Linked DNA regions of Homo sapiens: region 1 is linked to region 2. The links are chromatin contacts, found by Hi-C or POLR2A ChIA-PET in ENCODE. All regions are on one chromosome and are shown on one strand. The core of a region is the stretch at or near the end of the contact, and the rest is flanking DNA. Distances in the headings are between cores, read along the strand shown. Region 1 holds the start of SMIM30 (small integral membrane protein 30). Region 2 has its middle 46 kb from the start of LINC03076.

The links. A loop is a pair of places that touch in the nucleus more often than their neighbours do. ChIA-PET counts read pairs that join two places held with the same protein, here RNA polymerase II (POLR2A). Pooled maps may share reads with other maps.
Region 1: a pooled map shows a loop between it and region 2 (1.9-fold over the local background). The contact joins the promoter of SMIM30 here to the enhancer-like site in region 2. A Hi-C loop is called at or near these places in 1 of 168 maps with a recorded cell type or tissue (heart right ventricle) and 3 of 50 pooled maps. POLR2A ChIA-PET finds 5 or more read pairs at or near these places in 2 of 52 experiments (GM10248 and RWPE1).

The regions. Positions count from the first base shown.
Region 1 is chr7:113,116,564-113,121,128 of GRCh38, forward strand. It overlaps SMIM30 (small integral membrane protein 30), which reads right to left and starts at 1,991. Exons shown (of 3, transcript NM_001352688.2): 1 at 1,965-1,991; 2 at 1,505-1,598; 3 at 155-1,044. The coding sequence starts at 1,015. The coding sequence ends at 836. The region is part of intron 2 of LOC107986837; the gene reads left to right. RefSeq lists enhancers at 1,762-2,356, 2,251-2,390.
Region 2 is chr7:112,570,109-112,574,641 of GRCh38, forward strand. No RefSeq gene overlaps it. Among named protein-coding and RNA genes, the nearest start is that of LINC03076, 46 kb to the right of the region's middle. Within about 2 kb of position 2,239, at least 5 of the 41 ENCODE cell types and tissues checked have a DNase peak (open chromatin) inside an H3K27ac peak, as active enhancers do.

The DNA of each region.
Region 1 (4,565 bases), core at 741-3,240, 550 kb after region 2:
GGGCTTCTCTGACCTTAATGCTGCCCAGTTCTCATTATGTCTCTTCAAGCTACCGCAATCAGTTAACACAAGGCATCCTGCCCTTCTCCACTTAGCTCATATAAAAATCCACAATGGATACAAACAGCCCCAAATAAGAAATGGACACGAAACATTAACTTATAACATAATGGGTTTATATTTAATATAGTACTTCTCATCAGGAGGATGTTACTCAGTTAATATAAAGTTTTTTTTCAAAACATTAAATCTCTTTTCCATGTCAATGTCTATAGTTTTTTTTTAACATTAAATTTTTTTCCGCATTTCAGTATTAGATACACTGAATACATTTTTCTAAATGTTTTTTCCCTAGAGATAAAAGTTTTCCTTTTTGCCTGACTCTCTGATATCTAAATATAATATTAACTTGGGAGACAACAAAACAAAAATCTAATTTAAAAGACTCCTCAACGATTCAGGAGGCAGTGATTATAACCGAACAGTGGTGATTTCCTAAGATTCTGGGCAAGAACTTCCTTCTTCCTATTTCACATGCTTTGAGAGAATTCTAAGATTATGAAATATTACTTATGTAAATTTCAGCCATCTTACTTCTTTGACTACCTAACTAGCAAATTATAGGCTGCATTTTTCTGTGCATTATTTGTTGTAAAGAAAACATTTTTTTTTCAATTTATAAATGTATGTTTGTTGCCATTTCATGGAAACAATGAAAAATGTGAAACTCCCTTATTTACTGATTCTTGGAACCTTTCACACACCAAATCTCAGGTTTAGCCTCTAAAGCGCAAAGGTTTTCAGGGTGAGGTTTGACTCAGTAGGCCTTTCAAAGTCACATCTGTCCATTTCTTTTTCGTGCATATACCCCCAAGCAGGCACAAATGCCTGTAATGCTGAGAACCACACCTAACAAAAGGGCGATTGCATCACCGGCTTCTACTGCTTCCACAACAGGCAGCACCAAAAGCAGTGACATGAGGACTAAGGACAACTGTGTTGAAACTGAGGTCATGATGTTGGAATCTTGAGGGCTGAAGGTTCCTAGAAATTAAACATGGAAACAAAAAGGAACCATTAAAAATTCCTCCCTTTTCAAATGACAAAATGAACACATGACAAATAACAGGCCAGCCAATCTTTTGGATACTTTATGAATCATTTCCAATCCATCTCCTCATCTTATAGGTGGAAAAACAGAGGGACGTTAAAGACAGTAATTTGAGGTTCATCTCCCTATCTCGTGATAACACTCTAAACCCAGGAATTTTCCACGATAATGCCAACACCTCGTGCATCAACCAAACAAAAATTGAACAGGAGTTCATAATTAAGAACAAACAGAAAAAAAGCACGAGCCACTAACTTGGAAACTTAAAATATCCTAGTGGGTAAAAATTGTACATTTTCTTAGGGTCTCTCCCATCCAAGAAATGCAGACAAATTTGGCAAAAGTCACACAACATATAACTCTGCGAAGTTGTGGGGAATTAATAAGACTTACCAAAGAAATGGTATATATAGAATTCTATCTGACTTGAAATTTTCCCTTCCTGGAGCTCCGGATGCTGAGATTAAGAGGTTCCACGTGACACGACCTATTATTAGCATGGGGGGTGGGGAGGGGGCGGAGAGAAGGATTTAAAAATTAATTATTATTACTATTATTATTTTAAAGAGGCAGCTAGAGTCAGTGCAGAGCGTGGAGGCCATATGGACGGTAGGGGGATAGGTAATGAGTTGAGAAAAGTCTGTCCAACAGGGAACTAGACTTAAAAGTTGGTCAGTTCACCCACACAAGAAAAGGTAAAAAGAAACAGAACAGAGATAATTTCATTTCAGGACTTGATATTAAGATTTGAAAAAGAATTCGTACTTTGGCCCGGCAAGGTCCAAATTTGCTCCTGTTTTACAAATACACTGGTGCAACCTAAGTATCCTTTGGAGACGAGTTCGTACATTACCTTCTAGGAAGCAGCCATTACAGGAATGGCGAGGAGGGCGGAGTCTCCAAACTACATTTCCCACAATCCCTGCCGCCGCCGACTCCTATGATGCCCCGGCGCGTTCCCCCTATAAGTAGCAGAGGGCGTGACGGTCACGCTCTAGCGGAGGCGAAGAGTCGCGAACGCGCGGGACTTCCTTTCCCTGCCCAACGTTTTACTATTAAATAGATGGTTTCGTGTGTTTATATAAAAGCTCACTTCAAAATAAAAGAAATGATAGCAAGTGTTTTCTACCCTGTTGAGTCTGTAAGGCGCACATGTAATTTTGTCTTTTTCTTCGACTGAAATGACACAGCGGGGAGAGAGAACCCAAGTACAGCCCTCTGTTCCGGGTGCTTTTAAACCAGTGGCTTCCAACGTTTCTGAAGCAGGAAATCTCTGTCACCATCTTCCTAATGAAACATATGCCATTTATTAATTTTTTAGTCAATGGGGAAAAAGCGCGGTTAATAAGACATATCGTAAAAGGTTAAAAAACATTTGTAGTGCAAAATAAAGTTTAGGAAAAATGGGTTTAGCCCTGTTGCAGAAGATCTCTCAGGATTCAGGTCCTAAAGTGACAATCTATTCAGGAGTGCACTGCGGTGATTCCTTCCCACCTATGTTTTTGTGAAACCTCAGCCCCAAATGTCCCTACATATTTGTGAAAAGATGTAAAAATACTGCTTTTAAATCATAAAACAAGAATTAGTTATTTGTATATGTAAGTCGTAACCTTTCTGAAAGGCGCTCTTTCAATTGTCTGCTAATTGTGAACTCCTTACTGAACCTTTCTAGTCATCTGATCTTCTGAACTCTTTCATATTTACTGATTTGAAAATTTATTTGCTATCCTTACATTATAAATTATTAATGATGAGGGTTGGGTGTGAAGCCACCTGCCTGGTCTGAAAGTCCCCTGGTTCAGTCTGTTAGATAATGCAGGTACGTTCAGTTCAATGCCAATAATTAGCATGTATTCTTGTGTTGTCGGTTACCCTTTTTCTTACACGTTCCTAGTCTCTCTAGCAAAGATTTATATTCTTGGCTCCTAACCGGCACCCAGCAGGTGCTCAGTAATGTTGCCTAATAATAATAATGATTTGACTAGATAAATATGCCAACAAGATCTTATGAGAGACCGAGAGGTGCCAAATAAACCAAACCAAGGTGACTAGAAAATTGGAAATCTGAGAATAACTGCACAATAACGTCAGCATTGTTTCTCTAACCTTGATTATTTTAACAAGGTTTTGTTCATTTCATCCTTTGTTTTGAGCTACTTTCGTGCCTTTGTAATCAATTATATTTGGAATAGGAGTTATATTTTTATAGCTTCCAAAATATTCTCTCATATCCTACTGTGAACATTTTGTTTTTCCCTACATGTTTATTTTTCCTTATGTGTTTATTTTAGTTAGCTGAAGTCAGCAGAGACTACTTTAAAGTTAGTATTGTTACAGACTTGTTTCTAGGCACGTCAACATTAAAGATAATGGTTTGGTTTTAAGTTTAAAGAGTCTGTAAGTGGCAAGAAACTTTCTCTTTAAATTATGATGGTTTTTATTAGTTTGTGAAATATATATTATATTGGGAAATGTCGATCTCGGGGGCGGGGTTCCAGTAATAGCTGATGTAGTTGCAAGGATTAATTTCTGGAGTACCATGAATATGATAATCTCCTTCACTGCTTTGACCTGCTCCTACTGTGTGATTTTTAACATGCCTTCACTCTATCTCAGTGAACTGTTATTTCCTAGCTGTAAACCAGGTTAGATATTTTGGCTAGATTGCTGACCAGGATAATAACTGCCATGTTGTACATGTTTGGTCTCTCTTCTAAAAAAGGCGATGATAGATGAGAAGCTGCTTCTGTGTCCGTCATCTGCCAACTACAAGTTCTGCCTGTGAACATCTCTGGTAGCAATGTGAACCACCAATTTTCTGAAGCAATGCTACACTCCCATTTTTCCCAAGCTGTATGAATGTTTCTACAGGCTTCTATGTAGTTGTTCTTTTGACACTAAGTGTCTAGGGTTATAGAATCCATAATTTAGTCTTTCGATTCAAACAAATCTGCACCTACACCATCCTTTACTGAAATAGAGATCAATGGCACCAATGATACTTAAAGCACTTTACTTTAGTTACTTACCTGAGCAGTGGAGAGCAAAATTTTCCATCAGTTGTTACCCAGAAATGGTTTCAGGAAAAAAAAAAAAAAAAAAAAGGAAGTGGCTTCTGCTCATTTTTCTGTTAGAAGTGAGTCATTGGTAGGCCCTGAAGGAAGGCACCTCTGGGATCCATCAGAGGATGCAGGACAGGCCAATATCAGGATTTTGCAGTGACTGGTGTGTGTCAGGGAATTTATAAAACCCAGACTTCCTCATTAGCAATTGAGCCAAGCCAAGTGAGTCGAAACATTTTACTGGAGCTTCACAATTAAAAAAGACCAACCCAGACCTAGTCAGTATTTCCCATCATTAATAGGACTAATCACTGAGAATGTTAGAACTAACTACTCATTAGGTCAAAAGGATGGGAGAAGCTACACTTTCCAGAGCTGTTCAACTACTGCAG
Region 2 (4,533 bases), core at 989-3,488:
TTACATCTGAAATATATCTTCCAATGATGATAGTTTCTCTCCTAAAAGGAGATAGGATCTTTATTGTGTGTGATTTATTTGGGGGTAATTTTTTTGTTTGATACACATATATCAGAAGGAGACCTGGATTTTCTCATTTAATCACTGAATATTTCACTTTTTGATATTCACTGATTCAAGCCCTTTGGCTCTCTGGGTATGAGGGAAGAAACCCACTGTGTCAGAAGTAATATAAATTGCATTCTAACTTTTTCAGTTCCACCTTCTCTTACCTTAAAGGGAAGACCACCAAACTCTCTGAATTTTTTTTTTTTTTTTTGAGATGGAGTTCTCGCTCTGTTGCCCAGGCTGGAGTGCAGTGGCGTGATCTCGGCTCACTGCAAGCTCTACCTCCTGGGTTCACCCCATTCTCCTGCCTCAGTCTCCTGAGTAGCTGGGACTACAGGTGTCCGCCACAACACGCAGCTAATTTTTTTGTATTTTTAGTAGAGACGGGGTTTCACCGTCTTAGCCAGAATGGTCTTGATCTCCTGACCTCATGATCTGCCTGCCTCAGCCTCCCAAAGTGCTGGGATTACAGGTGTGAGCCACCGCGCCCGGCCCAAACTCCCTGAATTTTAACACAGAAATCTTTCTTCTGGGCCCTCAACAACATCCTTACCATATAAAGGCACAAACTGCTCAGATATTTTGTATTTGTATTTTCACATATTTCTCAACTCTATTTTGTGTACACTCATCATGGAGTTACTTATTTTGGGAATTGAGTATCCTATGAAATTCATTATCAAGTTTATTATAGAAATATTTTATCTTTGCTGGTTTTTTTTAGAATTACAAAAGTTAAAAAATTTTTTTCCATATGTTTTGCTTACACAATAAGGATATTTGTGTTATGTCTACATAAAAAAGAAACGAGTTGTTAAAAAGAGGGAAAATAGTCATTATGGTGGTTGATTTATCTATATGCCACTAAACAATTGGTTTGGCAGACTTCTCTTAATTGATTCAATTATCATTATAAAATATGGTCTTAATATCTACTTGATAATTAATTTCCGACTCAAAACCCCACCTTCCCTGCCTTTAGAAATCTGCTAATAGAAATGAAGTTTCAAAAATAAGTATCAGTGAAATTGAAGAATCTGGAGTCCAGATGAAGGAAATAGAGCCAGTTCATGTAATGAAGTTCTAATTCATTCAGCTTTAAGACTATACAAAATTTGGGTTCCTCAATTCTTTTTTTTTTTTTTTTTTTTTTTTGAGACACAGTTTCACTCTCGTTGCCCAGGTTGGGGTGCAGTGGTGTGATCTCAGCTCACTGCAACCTCCACCTCCCGTGTTCAAGTGATTCTCCTGCCTCAGCCTCCCAAGTAGCTGGGATTACAGGCATGCACCAACATACCTGGCTAATTTTGTATTTTTAGTAGAGATGGGGTTTCACCATGTTGGCCATGCTGGTCTTGAACTCCTGACCTCAGATGATCCATCTGCCTTGGCCTCCCAAGTGCTGGCATTACAGGCATAAGCCACCATGCCCACCCTTGAATTCTTAAGAATATGATTTAGACTTGGATCTGGTAGTAAATACCCATATTTACATTTATCATCTATAATTATTATTCCATTAGAGCAGGCGAGATCTGCATTTTAATCATGATGGATAAAGAATGAGAAGTGAGATAACATCTGAATACATTTAGTGAACTGTAGTTTCTATCTAACTTTTAGTAACAATTGTTATTGTCTTAACTACCTCTGAAAGTCAGGCTAACTCTCCAATGCTAATGTAAGAAGCATGCAGTCTGTGGCAGGCTGTATCAGTTAGGATCCAGACAGGAAATAAATGGCCCACTTAAACCGAGTAACAGAAAGAGTTCAATGAAAGGACCATTTACAAAGATGTAGGCAGGGTAGGCAAGGTCAAAAGGAACTTGTAAGGAATGATAAAGCTAGCAACGGAAGGGAGTCATTACCTCCTAGATCTGAGGCCGCAAGAGAAGGAAGTAGAACTGATATATACATATATGAGAGATGGAAGACACACACACACACAGGCAGAGAGAGAGAGAGGCTATAGCAGAATTGATCTGATGGGGGTTGTGGCCTTTGGTAGAAGAAAAGAGCCAAACAATAGCCAGAGAAAAAGATACCCTAGTCTCGCCTCCTCTTCTTCACTTGGATCTACTAGTGCCTCCCATTGGCTGAACTCAGCTGTAAGCCAGAGGGCAGCACTGCTCATGATGCAATTAATCAACAAACCAGTCCCTAGGCACAGAGCAGAGAAGAGCAGGGTGGAGAATAAATTTGTTCTGGAAGAGCAAGTGAAATACATCCAGTGTCCAGGCTAAGACTGATATCTATATCATCCCTCAATTCACCAGGGGTTAATTAACTTTTATTGGTCCAGATATTGACATCACTCCTTCCCTTGAATGCCACCTGTTACTTCCTTATTGACAAATCAAATACTTCTGTCACTTTCAAACTTTCCTTTCTTTTTATTGTATATCTTGGATGATCTCTTCCATTTCTTTTTCCCACACCAAATTATTAATTTCTAGAACTATAGCTCAGACCTTCAGTCCAGAAAAGCTCCACCTTGAACTGGATGAGCTTGGCTTGTTAAATTTGGAGTAAGCCACCTAACAGGAAGTTGAGGTTCTATCTGATGCTGCCCCACAAAAGAATATGTAAAACTTACAAGAGATTGTTGCCCTGGGTGAACATTGAACCATGACTTCTAAAGTCTATAAATATTGTGAGTTGGAAGCCTGACAATATTGGCAACATGCCAAGGTACATAGTAGCTATCTTTATGGATCACTAGCTGCTGTACCAGTCTCACCTGAAAGTGATCAGATAAATGCGTTCTTTCATGTTATATGGGAAAAGAGAGAAAACAAAGAGTCATATATTTTTCTGAATTTACACAGGAACTGCTGTATCAAGCTGTTAGAAAATCTTGATGTCCTTAAAACACACCTTGTCACAGTATCCAGCCTTATTATTTTTGTCTTGATATGGTCAGAGCCCTTTGAATAACAGCCCTGAGAAAGTTTACCAACACACTTTACCACAGTGAGATTACCTTTAAGGGGACATAATTTGGCCCCTGCTTTCCTCTCTGATTTCATCTTTTACTATTCTCCCCAACACCTTTGTGCACATTTGCACACACAGACATACACACCCACAGACAGATACACTCCTCTCCACCATACTAAGCTTCTTTCTTAACTCTAGGTTCTGCACGAGCTGTTTCCACTGCCAGAAACACTTCCTCCTCCTAGTATTTTTCTCAACCTGCCACTTATTATATTGTATCACATTTGCTTATTAATGACTCTAGGTTTTGAATGCCATGAGAGCGGGGGCTATTTTTACTTCTTTGTCATTGAATCCTCAGGACTTTGTCTGGTGCCTGGCACATAATAGCTTCTCGTTAACTGTTGAATTCATTAGTGAATGAAGGAAATAGCAACAGGAAAAGTTTTATTCACCAGTGTTTATCCTAAGGTTAGCTCTGCTTAGGATGATCTCATTTGTGACTGGATGAGAAAACTGGCAAGTGTCTGAATAATTCACAAATGCAAGTTCAGCTCCTGAATAAGCAGTACAATAAGCAATGTGTTGTACTGAGAGAGCACCTAACTGGCTAGGCAATTGTGAGGAAACTGGTTGCTACTAGAGCTTCTCATATCAGATGCCCATCAGAATCCCTTCAAGTTACTAGTCCTAACTACTGAAACCAGACCTTCTGAATCCCAGGCCTTCTGCGTCAGCACCCTCCGTGGGGGATGGGTTCTGAGTCTGTGTTTTGTTATCTGCCCCCTCCATCCCCTAGGTGGTGGTTTTTGTGCATACGGGACTTGTGATCTTGCCATGGGAGTGAGTCATCAACAACCTTAAGTTTGTAAATTATATTTGCAAGTATTCAGTTTTATTTTTTAATTTTTTATGACTTGTAGGCTTTTCCCTAGGGAGATGTTTAATTTTCTTTCACTGTTTTGTGTTGCAGGGTCTTATTCACTTGATTAATTTTTAATTGGAGAATCACGCTATTTCCAGACTATGAGTAGAGAGAGCTTTGTACTGCTTTCCCAGTGGAATTCTCATTAATATACTTTCTCTGTGGTCCCCATGGACTACCAATTTCCTCATCCTCCAATCATATTTGTTCTGTTGAGAGGGAGGCAGAAATCTGGATAAAGGTAAGCCCAGCCAAGCAATGTTGAGATGTGCTAGGCGGCAGTGGTAAAACCAAATTTGCATGCCCGTAGGTATGAATTCACTCTCAGGTTTCCATGGAATCATCCAGTGTAGTTCTGTCCCTTTGTTTTTACAATCACTTGCTTTTATTGCAAAATCGTGTGCTATAAAAATAAGCATTTAACTTCATCAGAGACCTACGTTAAAACTTCCTAATATGCATTTCAATCTAGAAAATGATTGTTAGTCATTTTAGTTAGACGGTTCTGCTGATTCTTCTATTTTGGCTTGTTATTAAAGCTGAGTGAGTCATTTTCCTAT